Linked DNA regions of Homo sapiens: region 1 is linked to region 2. Evidence: chromatin contacts called from ENCODE POLR2A ChIA-PET data. All regions are on one chromosome and are shown on one strand. The core of a region is the stretch at or near the end of the contact, and the rest is flanking DNA. Distances in the headings are between cores, read along the strand shown.

What was found. ChIA-PET counts read pairs that join two places held with the same protein, here RNA polymerase II (POLR2A).
Region 1: POLR2A ChIA-PET joins it to region 2 with 15 read pairs in PC-9. The contact joins the enhancer-like site here to the promoter of STK17A in region 2. POLR2A ChIA-PET finds 5 or more read pairs at or near these places in 2 of 52 experiments (PC-9 and activated naive CD4-positive, alpha-beta T cell).

What each region holds. Positions count from the first base shown.
Region 1 is chr7:55,082,981-55,089,044 of GRCh38, reverse strand. The region is part of intron 1 of EGFR (epidermal growth factor receptor); the gene reads right to left. Among named protein-coding and RNA genes, the nearest start is that of EGFR, 67 kb to the right of the region's middle. Within about 2 kb of position 2,289, at least 17 of the 41 ENCODE cell types and tissues checked have a DNase peak (open chromatin) inside an H3K27ac peak, as active enhancers do; they include PC-9, where a contact is called at or near this core.
Region 2 is chr7:43,578,449-43,584,531 of GRCh38, reverse strand. It overlaps STK17A (serine/threonine kinase 17a), which reads right to left and starts at 1,424. Exons shown (of 7, transcript NM_004760.3): 1 at 1,083-1,424. The coding sequence starts at 1,288. RefSeq lists enhancers at 335-444, 575-624 and a silencer at 1,025-1,804.

The sequences.
Region 1 (6,064 bases), core at 1,040-3,539, about 12 Mb before region 2:
ATACACAGAAAAAATGCTGGAAGGATTCTTCCACAACTCTTGACAGTGGAGTGAAAGCATGGTTCTTGCTTTTTACCCTCTAATTTCCTGAAATCATTATACTTTTTACAAAGAGGAATATTTTTGCATGATGTACGTAAAATACAGCCAAATAAATAAGTAAGTAGAGACAAAAAATGATGGAGGGCGTGGGAGATGAGGCAGGGAGGCTGGATGGCCAGTCTCCAGAACTTGATGTTTTCATCGTCAAAGGGACAGGACTGAGTTGGATAACATTTTGGTTTCAATTGCGAAGGCCTTTCATTCCAGAAAGAAAACAGTGTCAGCATTACAGCCATGGGTTGACACATGGTTAAGGTCCCATTAGCAGCACGATGGAAGCTCCCCTGATAATCACAGGGAAAGCCAAATGACGGGAAAGGTCGCATGCCCAGAGGAACTCCCCTGTAATTTGTATTGTAATGAATTATTACCTTAACACAAGCATGTGCCAGGCATCTAATTTGCAAGTGCGGATGCCTGGCAGTTGACTTTAAAATCACTCTGGAATTATCCCTGTATAATCTGAACAACCAGAAGTGTGACCAGGGCTTTACCAAAAGGGAGTTGCACAAAAGGGTAAACTGCAGACTGGGAAGTTCCATGAACATGGAGGTACTGGACGCACCACGCTCTTTTTCAGGAAGAAGTCCTACACACATTTTCTGCGTCTGTTTTATAGACTGGACTGTGCACTCTTTCATGGGGCTCTTTGTGCGAAGGGGGCCTCCCCCATCCGCTCCTACCTTCAGCGTAGGGCCAAGTCCAAGTGGAATACAGCCTCTGAAAACATGGCTGCTTCTCACACTCCTGGGAGCCAGACCACTGCTCCTTTCCATGTACCTCAGGCTTTGTGGGGGCTTTTTATTCAGGTGGGAGAGAAATGGGCACTGGGGCAGGTGTGGTAGATGCCAAAGAAGTGAGAATGTGTGTGTGTGTGTGTGTGTGTGTTTATACCCTGAATTATATCAGAATGGAAGAAAGGAAATAGTATGTCCATCTGTTATCTCCTCTGTGGGCCTACCTCAATTAGCCACCAACACACATACACACCTGTGCTGCCTTTGATGAAGGAATTAAGAAGGCCCAAAGTGACTCATGTCACTTCCTTTCTGTGGCCTGCAACTCCAAAAGGAGAAGAGGAGAGGACGAGGGAGGGTGGGAAGGCCATTGCTCCTGGTTCCGGGGTGCCTCTCCCCTTGCCTGCTCAGGTTCCTGTAGGCCTCAGCTGTTGGTCAGTCCTTTCCACATCTTCGAGGAGACTCTGCCTGACAGGGCTGGCTAGAAGCTGGGTGCCTGGGTGTTCATGCTCTAATAAACCCAATCGGGAAGTTTCCAACTCATCACAACATCACAAAGAATGTGCAAGAAAATGCCGACTCTCTTATTTCTCCTTCAAAGTTTGATTAATGATTCTAGGAGGAACCAGAAATCCTTGGTGCCAATCAAACACATTTTGCCATACCTTTTAAACATTTTACACACAACCCATGTTTCATGAAAGCATGGCTCTTATCCCTTCGGGTGCATAGAATAAGACTGCCGGATAGAATGTTTCTGAGACCTGCTCTCTAATATTCTAACTCAGTAGGCCCTACGCAGGGCCTGAGAATGTGCATTTTCAGTAAGTGCCACTGCTGATGTTGATCAGTTCTCTAAGAAATTCTGGGTTAGCTATGGGATTATAAGCATATCCTCAGAGTACAGGTTTTTTTTTTTTTGTTTTTTTTTTAACAATTGAGAAACTACTTAAAGTGAACCTAAAATGGTGTGAGCCTGAAGTGCTTGCTGGGCAGCAGACAAGCTTTGCCAGCCTTGTGTTCTCAGTGGAAATGCAGCATCCGAGCCATCCTCTCTTCCCCCCGCTTGTGGTCAGCTCTAAATAGCACACTCACAGCGCGGGGGGAAAATATTTTTCCCTGTTTCAAGTGGGCAGTGGAAGTAGTGAAAGCCTAAGTAAACTCTGACCAGTAGATAATGGGCCATTATAACTCTGGATGACTTCCTGAATGACCCTGAAAAATGACTTCTCATTTCCTGCCTGCAGAAAAGAGAAATATTAAGATAGTGTTGTGTGCAAAAAAATGCAAGCTTGCAATGAGAGATGCAGAGCGTGAGGGAGAGAGGCACGAGGGGGTGGAGAAAAAAGACAGAGAATTTGAGGTTGACTCACGGCTTTGAAGGGAAAACAAGAAGAGGAAGAAAGTCTGTTCTCCCATGGGTCGTCAAACCCCACACTTCACACATCTTTCCCATGGGGCTGCCAGCTGCCGCCACATCACAGCTGTGCTGCCACCCAAGTGTGCCGCCTCCACAGCGGGAGCGACCTAAGCGTGGCCACCTCTGCCTCTGGAGGGCCTGCCTGCTGGCCAGCGGTGGCCGCCCCAGACCCGGGTGACTGGGCAGCACAGTAGCCCGCCTGGGCAGGGCATGAAATTAACGAGGCAAAAGAAGCCACAGAGAGATGAAAGCATAGAAGAAAAAAAGTCACCCTGCAGCTCAAATTAAAACAGAAAACTCTGCTGCTATACTTGGTCTTATTCCAAGAAGCTGCCAGGAAAGAATTGACTCACAGAAAAGCCACAGCTTCATTTTTTCCCATACTCAAGTGATATGTCTTTCCAGGGCTTTTTTCTTCAAAGGGAAAGGGAGCAAAATAACCTCACTTTTCTGCATTACCATAGACTATCTTATATAATTTTTTTACAGCCTGTAATGGCTGGTTGAGATACCAGCTGACAGTGTAGTGGATGAAGGCTCCGGGGTGCAAGCCCCTGGCTGTCCTGGCCAGCTCTTTAACTCGAGCAAATTACTTACTCTCTCTGAGCTTCCCTTTCCTCGGCAGTAACATGGAGGTATTGAGCAGAGAAATTGTGAGGCACTGTAGACACGAGATAATTCACAAAAATTGCACGGCACGGGACCTGGCACATAGTCAGCACTTCACAAACAGTGGCTCTCATAAGGTAGTTAATAGTGGTTTCAAACTATGTGTCAAATCTAAGGGAGGAAGAGGGGCTTCTAGGGGGTGGGGATGGGAGGGAATGTTCCAGTACAAATCTTGGTATTGTCAAACTTGGGGCAGCATGCTCAGGAGACAAAACACGGAGGCACATCTGCACAAGCTCAAATTCTACTTCTGCCACTGCATCAGTTGGGCCACTGTGGCTCCTCATTTCCTTATTTTTAAAAGAGCTGATGTGAGAACGAGCTGATTTAATGTGTAAAATACCTAGTGCCAGCAGACAGAAGGTACCCGCTACACACCAGCTCTGTACTCTGCCTTGATCCTTCGCAATTTTCGTTAGCAGAATTCCACCACGCACTACTGACTTTATGGTATGGCTAAAACCAGAATTCTAAATGTTCAAGGATTCTTGTGCAGTTACTTCAGCAGGAGTTTTCAGAAAGTGGGAGAAATACTATTTATGAAGCACCACCCATGTGCTTTAGTCTTTCTACATTGTTAGGTTTTCATGATAATACTTTAGAGATAAGAACACTCCTCATCTCATGGACAACGGAACGGGCTCTACAAGAGGGCGTGCACAGTGGACCTGGGGTCTGACGCCCACCCTGCTCTCTGCACCTGGAGCCCACCAGCATCCTGCTCCCCATGCTGCCTCCCCTGGAAAAAGAGACACATGCAAATGATGAAGCATGCAGGAGCCACATGGAGGTTTTATAAACTTAAAAGGATTTACATGAATGCCTCAGAGAAGGGGCAACCCAATGTCAACTCTGATACCCCAGGCATGATACCACTGACAATGTGTCTGCTGGCATCAGTTGGAAAACAATGCAAATATCCTTCATGTGATTAAACACAACATGCCTGTGACATTGTTTTTTTTTCTAGCCAGGCTGACTGTTGTCCTGTAGGCTTCCAAAGGCTGCTGGTGCCCTGACCTTCAGCTCCTAAATTACCATCTGAAGGACAAGGACTGGGGAAGGGAAGGAGAATTTGCATTTGAGCGTACCATTCCGTAGGTCATTCCAGAGAAACTGTGCCTTCCTCCCGGTTGACTCTCCGCTCACTGAGTGTGACAATATGCCTGACTATGGAAGATCACGGATGGGGCTGTACTGCCCTGCTACCGAGAACCTGGACAGAAGACAGCAGGTGAGCCCTGGAGGCTGGAATGAATGGCTAAGAGCATCTCAGGACTCCACTTCTCTGAAGGCAAAATCCAATATGCCAAATTCCTCTTCCTAATAAAAGCCCTTTAAATATTTGAAGACAGCTATTATAACTCCTCTTAGTTTTCTCCCAGATAAATATCCACATTTGCCTTCATCCGTCACTTGACTTTTCTCAAGTGTCTTCCCCATCCTCTGACCATTCCAGTTTGTAAACATTCCTCCCAAGTGTAGCCTTGTAACTGAACTCTTCTAATCAACAGAAGCTTGTCCAGCTTTATTATATCTCTTAATGCAACTTGACCCAAATGCATGATAAATATCAGTCCCATGGTTAGGTTATATGGCAAAGTTGAAGTTGTGCAGATGTAATTAACATCCCAAATCAGCTGGTTTTGATTTAATACAAAATGAAGTTATCCTGAGTGGGCCTGACTTAACCAGGTAAAAGCCATGAAGAATGGACTGAGCCCTCCTGGAGGCACATGCTTTCCCACTGGGCCTGGAGAAGCAGGCGGCCATGCTAAGAACTGCTTATGGAGAGGGTGGCCTCTAGGAGCCAGGACCTCAGTCCTACAGCCTCAAGAAACTGAATTCTGCCAAGAACCCTTATGAGCCTGGAAGAGGACCTGGAGCTCCAGATGAAAACATACTTTGTGAGTCCCTGAGAACCCAGACCCTGACCCACAGAAACAGAGATAAGAAGTGTGTGTTGTTTTAAGCTATGACATTTGTGGTTTTGTGTGCCAACCTCATAACTTGGGCTTACATCTCATCATGGTAAGCCAATCTCTATCTTTCATAGGGGCATTTGTTAAACCACCTTTCTTCCACTCAGGATATTTGTTACTGATTTGGCCTTGACCCTGTTATTAATAAATTCCCTGATTTTGTTCCATTCATTTGGGTCTGTATTTTAGGATCCCAATCTTGCTAACCTATATGTTCTAATCCCTTCCTCTTGATTTCTTGTATTCCAAAAACCTGAGGCACTCATTTAAACTGGCCAATCATTCCCAGGATGTTACTTCTTGACTCATCAAAGTAATCAACAGAGACAATGGGTTTCATTTTACCAAAAACTTCCAGTATATTTAAACATTAATGCATGTCTGCATTATATTAGTTCACATATTTTTAAAACACAAATTCGACTAATAAGTAGCCATTTTTTTTCAGGAAGAAAAAGATTCGCTTTCTTCAGTAGATGCAGCAAAGATCTCCCCTTGGCCTGAAAATAATTTAAAACCATGATATTAATTGTACACACATGCGCACAGTGTGCCTCGCCATGTGCCTGTTTTGGTTATACTGCAGACAGGCTTTCATGCCCTTCTAAGAGTGACCAACCATGTGTTTTCTCATAAGACATTCACCAAAGATGACATTCAGCAGAGAGGTCTAGACCACTGACGTCAGGCGTCTGTTACAGTCCTGGATGAGGGAGGCCACAGTGGAGTGAGTCAAGAAGAAAATCCCAGGGAAACCCTTTACTGGAGTTCAAGGCTGAGTTATTGTCTAAAGAATACCAAGGAAGTGAACATGATGATTGAAATACATTCTGGAGATCATATGCTTCAGGCTGTCAGCGATGCTGGTGACATTGCCATGGTTAATGCTACTAAATAAAGTCAACGTCTCCAAGAACGAGTGCATAAATTACTATGTGTCATCAGTTGGATTGTTCAATAAGGTATGTTCAAGTCCTAACCTCCAGCACTTGTGAAGTAACCTTATTTGAGAATGGGGTTTTTGAAGATGTAATGGAGTTGAAATGAGGTCTTACTGGTATAGAGTGGGCCCTGATTCAGTGATGGGTGTCCTCATAAGGAGATGGAAACACAGACACACAGAGAGGAATGTGAAGGCACAGAGACAGACATGC
Region 2 (6,083 bases), core at 175-2,674:
ATGGTGCTATTTTGCAACCATGACAAATGCTGGCAATAATGCGAACATTTACTGAACGCCATGTGGCAAGCCCAGTGGTATGCGCTTGACAAGCATGGCATCTTCAGGCCACCTCTGAGGTAGGTACTGTCATCATTATACGATTTTACGGATGAGGAAAGTGAGGCTGGAGAGTCTAACCCCTCCAAAGGCAAACACAGCAAGAAGGGCACGAATATGAACTCAGGTCTGCCCCCAAAGCCAGAGTATTTAACAACTTCTTCAAACTGTTCTCAAGGAAGAGTCGCCAAACCCCACAAAAATCACTCGATCACCCCTCTTCAGCATACAAAATGTAAAGCATCCGAACAGCCTGCACCTGCAACTTTACAGACCAAGTTGTAAGCTCTCTCTACTCCCACAAAAAAAGGGTGGGCTAGCGTGGGGTGGGGGGAGAAGGCAAGAATCGGTTCCCAGCAAAGTAAAAAGCGAGAAAAGGGCCAAGCGCCCACGAAAGAAACCAATCTAAACTCGAAGCAAAGGGACCTAAATGCTTTAGAACTAAAACGGCAGAAAACCAACCAAGAAAACGAAAATGAATTCAGCAGAAGACCGACACAAGGTAACAGAGCGCCGGTGCAAAGGAAGCGGTCACAACGGATGCTGTATTTTATTAAAACCACACAGGCAGACCAAGAAAGTCGCAAGAGTTGAAGGAAAAATGCAAAGTCGGCTCCACAGACCTCTGGTTTTCAGACCCGCTGCTCGGGGTGAAAGGCAGAGCGCGGCCCGCACCTTCTCTCGTTAAATAGCCATTCGAAACGCCACAGAGAACGAAAGGGCTGAGGAAAGTGTCCGCGCCTCCGGGACCGCCATCGAGTTACCACCACTCGCTTGCTGGGCGCGGCGCGTGGAGGGGGCGCTGGTGCGACTCGGCTGCCCTACTTGCCGTCGGCACCCAAGTTTGTGCCAAGTCACAACGCGCGTTATCGGCAGCAGCAACGCCACTTCAGCCTCGCCGCCGCGGCGCCGGCACTTATCGGCGCCCACGTCCCGCCCCGCGCGTCCGGGAAGGTTCCGCGCCGGGCCCCGCCCGTCCTCACCTGCCCAGCTCCCGGCCCGGGCACAGGCTGTAGCCGTCCTGGAAGGGCTCGGTGCGCACCACGGCGCGTATCTCTGTCAGCAGCCCGCGGGCCTGGGGCGGCGGCGGCGGCCGGCACGGCCCGCTCAGACCCCGGCCTGCCCGGCCCGAGCCTGAGGTGGCGCCTGGGGAGGAGCCGCCGCTGCCTGGCTTCTCCAAAGGGATCATGGTGTTCAGGCCCGCTTCTTTCCTGGCCGCCTGTTCACTCCGAGCAGCCGGAGGGTCACGGACCCGCCCCCGGCTCCTAGTGCCGGTCCGCGGAGCCTTCAAACACCCGCTCTCCCCAGCGCGGCGCTCGGACTGCGGCAGGCAGACTACCGGTAGCTCGGGCCCGCCCCGCGCCCCGCGACCGGCCCCGCCCCCGTGACCGCCCCGCGCCTGCCCTGCACCCTGCTTCTGGCCCCGGCCAACCCCTCCCCACGTCCGCCCCGCGCCCGACCCCGCCCCGGCCTCACTCCGTGGCCGCCCGCCCCCTCGCTGAGCTCCCGCGGGGTCCTGAGCGCCCGATGCCTCACGCGCGCCCTCTGCAGCTCAGGGGGAGAAGGTGCAGCTTTCGGGACGGCCCGGAGGCTGGAGGCGACTCACAGCACCACCCTTTGGCCAGGACAGCCTACTGCGTTAGCAGAGTTGCGCACCTGTTGAGCGTCTGAGAGTCACAAAAGCTGACCTTCGGTTAATAAAAGGCATTTGAGCTGTAAGCGGGACTTCACGTGGTGAGGAGGGGAGGGGTCTGGAGGCACTTCGGTTAATAAAAGGCATTTGAGCTGTAAGCAGGACTTCACGTGGTGGGGAGGGGTGATGAGATCCTGATCTCCGTACACTGGGAGAGGGGTCTGGAGGCAGAGTTGTATAAATATTATTAACCCTGCACACCGGCCCTATGAAATAGACACTATTATATTGTCTGTAGTCGTCTCTATATTTACTTTCGAGGTCCTCTCATCCGGTCTTACGACTTTAATTACCATCTATATGCTCATGACTACAGAATTTGTATCTCTAGCTTCCAAATATTCCCTGAACTTCAGACTGGTGTATTTGACTATGCATTTGGCATCTCCACTTACATGTCAAATTAGCATCTCAGACTTAACATACACAAAAGTAAGTTGCTGATTGGTCTTCATGAATGCACTCCTACCCAGCTTTCCCCGTCTCAGTTTTCTTCATCTCCTTCCTTCTAGCTGTTCAGGCCAAAAATCTTGGGATGAGCATTGATTCCTCTCTCATGCTCATCTCCAGTTTGTCAGTAAACCCTCTTGTCTTTTCCTTCAAACTAGATGCGGCGTTTGATCACTTCTCTCTATTTCCACCTTACCACCATGGCCTGAGCCATCGTTATCTCTTACCTGGATTATTGTGATAGTTTACTAACTGGACCACCTGCTTCCATCCTTCTTTCTCCCTAATGTCGCATAGTTCATTTTCAAGGCAATGAGAGTGATCTTTTAAAAATCGAAACCAAATCACACCACTGCTCTACTCAGACTGTCTCAGTGGAGTTTTGCTTCTGGCACTGATATACTAGTTTATTTGTGTTCAATATTCTCACTAAGAAAAAATAGAAAAGTTGACAAAAGTTAAAAATTTCCTCTCCCAGCAAGGACTTGGATGACTGAAATCCTGGAAAGATAGGCAGCTCAGAAAGCCACCACTTTTCCCATGAGGTATTTGATGATTTTAAAGCCATGGCTGAAAGAGTGAGAAAGTAAGCAGAGCTTTCAGTCATCTCATGGGGTTGGGGAGACAAAAAAAAAATTGGAGTTTAGGACCTATTTATGATGAGGGGCTGGTAAGCAACTAGGCTTTCAGCTGGGACTCCGAAGAGCTATACCCTAGGGGTGTGGATGAACGGGAAATAGACCCAAGGGCTGAAAACCAGCTTCAAATGGCAACAGTAAATATTCTCTCTGGGGAAAAAAAGCATCATTCAGAGCAACACATTACCCATATAATATTTTATACACCATGTCTGAAACTTAATTTAAACAAAGGACACAGAATTGTCTTAAAAACTAAGGGAAAAAGAAAACAGAAATAAACACACAGAAGATCCAGATATTAAAGTTTAAAGACAGATTTTAAAATAATTCTGTTAAATATCTTCAAGAAATTAAATTGCAAGATAAAGAGTTTTCAGCAGAGAACTGGAAACTCCAAAGAAGAATACAATGGAATTTTGGAATTGGAGAAAAAAACACACTAACTAAAACTACTACAGAATTATGGGCTTAATAACAGATGAGATACAACTTAAGCAAGAATTAGTGAAGCTAATAAGCAAAACAAAATATGAAAAATGACATACAAGAGATATGAAAGAACTTTCTATAAAAGAGATAAGGTCTCAGAAAGGAGACTATGACACATGTGATATGTGGTAAAACATTCTAACACACACGTAATTGGAATATCAGGAAGAGAGGTGAGAGAAAAAAGGAAAAGAAGCAGTATTTGAAAAGATAACGGCTGGAAATTTTTTAAAACTAATGAACAACAATTCTCAGAGTCAAGAAACATTATGAACATAGAGCAGGATTTCAAGCAAAGAAAACCATGTCTAGGCACATTGTAAACTACTGAGAAACAAAATCAAAAAGAAAAGGTTTAAAATCAGCAAAGAAAACAGAGATATAATCTGCAAATGAGCAACAATAAAATTAAAAGCTTATTCTCAAAGAACCAATGGAAGCCTAAACACCTTCAAATGTTTTCAAAGCGCTAGGAGAAATTACCTATCAACCTATATTATATACCCAGTAAAAATGATCTTCAAAATTGAAAATAAAATACAGCCAGTTTTATAACCAAGAAACACTAAGATCATCAGCTGATTTACATTAAAGGAAATTCCAAAAGGAGTTTTTCAGGCAGATGGAATATAATCCCAAATGAAATCATGGAGACATCTAAAGGAATGAAGAGCAATCAATCCTTTTATATATGGATAGATATAAATACATATATATATATGGATAGATATAAATAAACACAATTTATATAAAACAATAAAAATAACGTCATGTGAAGTTTAAATATATGTAGAATTAAAATATACACAATAGCAGCACAAAAAGTGAGATAGAGTAAATGAAAGTAAAGTGTTCTAAAGTCCTAGGATTGTATAGGAATTGATAAAAGTACTTGGCTTTAATACATCAATAATGAATATTATAATCTCTAGAATAACAGCAAAAGTAATAGAAAAAGAATGAATAACATGTAAAAAAGAGGGGAAATGAAAAAATAAAAAATAAAAGAAGCAAGAAAGGGAAAAAAGGAACACAGACAAGTAGAAACAAATAGATGATCACTTTGGGAAGCCAAGGAGGGTAGATCACCTGAGGTCAGGAGTTCGAGACCAGCCTGGTCAACATAGTGAAACCCCCATCTCTATTAAAATAAAACACAAAAAACGAGCTAGGCGTGGTGGTGGGCACCTGTAGTCCCAGCTACTCGGGAGGCTGAGGCAGGAGAATCACTTGAACCCAGGAGGCGGAGGCTGCAGTGAGCCGAGATTGTACCACTGCACTCCAGCCTGGGCAGCAGAGTGAAACTCTGTCTCAAAAAAAAAAAAAAAGGTAAATTTTTTAAAACAGGAGGGTTTTTTGGCAAGTACATTAAATATAAATGGAATCTATACTCCAGTTAAAAGGCAAATGCTATGGACAGAATTAAAAATAATATCAATTATATGTTGCTTGTAAGAGACACCTCAAATAAAAGGCTACAGAAAGATTGAAAGGATGGAAAGAATTATGCCATGTAAATACAGGCATATCTCATTTTATTGCAATTTGCTTTATTGCACTTTGCAGATATTACATTTTTTACGAACTGAAGGTTTGTGGCAACCTTGCATCAAGCAAGTCTACCAGTGCCATTTTTCCAACAGTATGTGCTGTCTTCATTTCTTTCTGTCACATTTTGGTAATTCTCACTATGTTTCAAACTTTATTATTACTATTATATCTGTTATGGTGGACCGTGATCTTTGATCTTTGATGTTATTATTGTAATTGCTTTTGGGTACCATGAATTGCACTCATGCAAAGTTAATTGATAAATGTGTGTGATCTAACTGCTCCACCAATCAGCCCCCCATTTCTCTTCCTCTCCTCAGGCCTCCCTATTCTCTGAAACACAACAATATTGAAATAGACCAATTAAAAACCCTAAAACAGCCTCTAAGTGTTCAAGTGAAAGGAAGATTCCCATGTCTTTTACTTGAAATAAAAGCTCAAAATGGTTAAGCTTAGTGAGGAAGGCATGTAGAAAGCCAAGATGGGCTGAAAGCTAGGCCTCTTGAGCCAGTTAGCCAAATTGTGAATACAAAGGAAAAGTTCTGGAAGGGAATTAAAAATACTACCCCAGTGAACATATTAAAAATACTACCCCAGTGAACATAGGAATGATAAAAATAGTGAAACAGCCTTCTTGCTGATATGGAGAAAGTTTGAGTGGTCTGGATAGAAGATCAAACCAGCCACAAGATTCCCTTAAGCCAAAGCCTAATCCAGAGCAAGGCTTTACCTCTCTTCAATTCTCTGAAGGCTGAGAGAGGTTAGGCAGCTGCCAAAGAAAAGTTTGAAGTTAGCAGAGGTTGATTCATGAGATTTAAGGAAAGAGACTATCTGCATAACATAAAAGTTCAAGGTGAAGTAGTAAGTGCTGATGTAGAAGCTGCAGGAATTTATTTAGAAGATCTAGCTCAAGTAATTGATGAAGAGAGCTATATGAAACAACAGGTTTTCAGTGTAGATTAAATGACTTTCTATTGGAAGAAGATGTCATCTAAGACTCAGAGTTAGAGAGTAAAAGTCCAGGCTTGGCTTCAAAGCTTCAAAGGACAGGCTGACTCCCTTGTTAGGGGCTAATGCAGCTCATGACTCTAAGGTGAAGCCGATGCTCTTTGACCACTCTAAAAATTCTAGGGCCTTTAAGAATTATGCCAAATCTACTC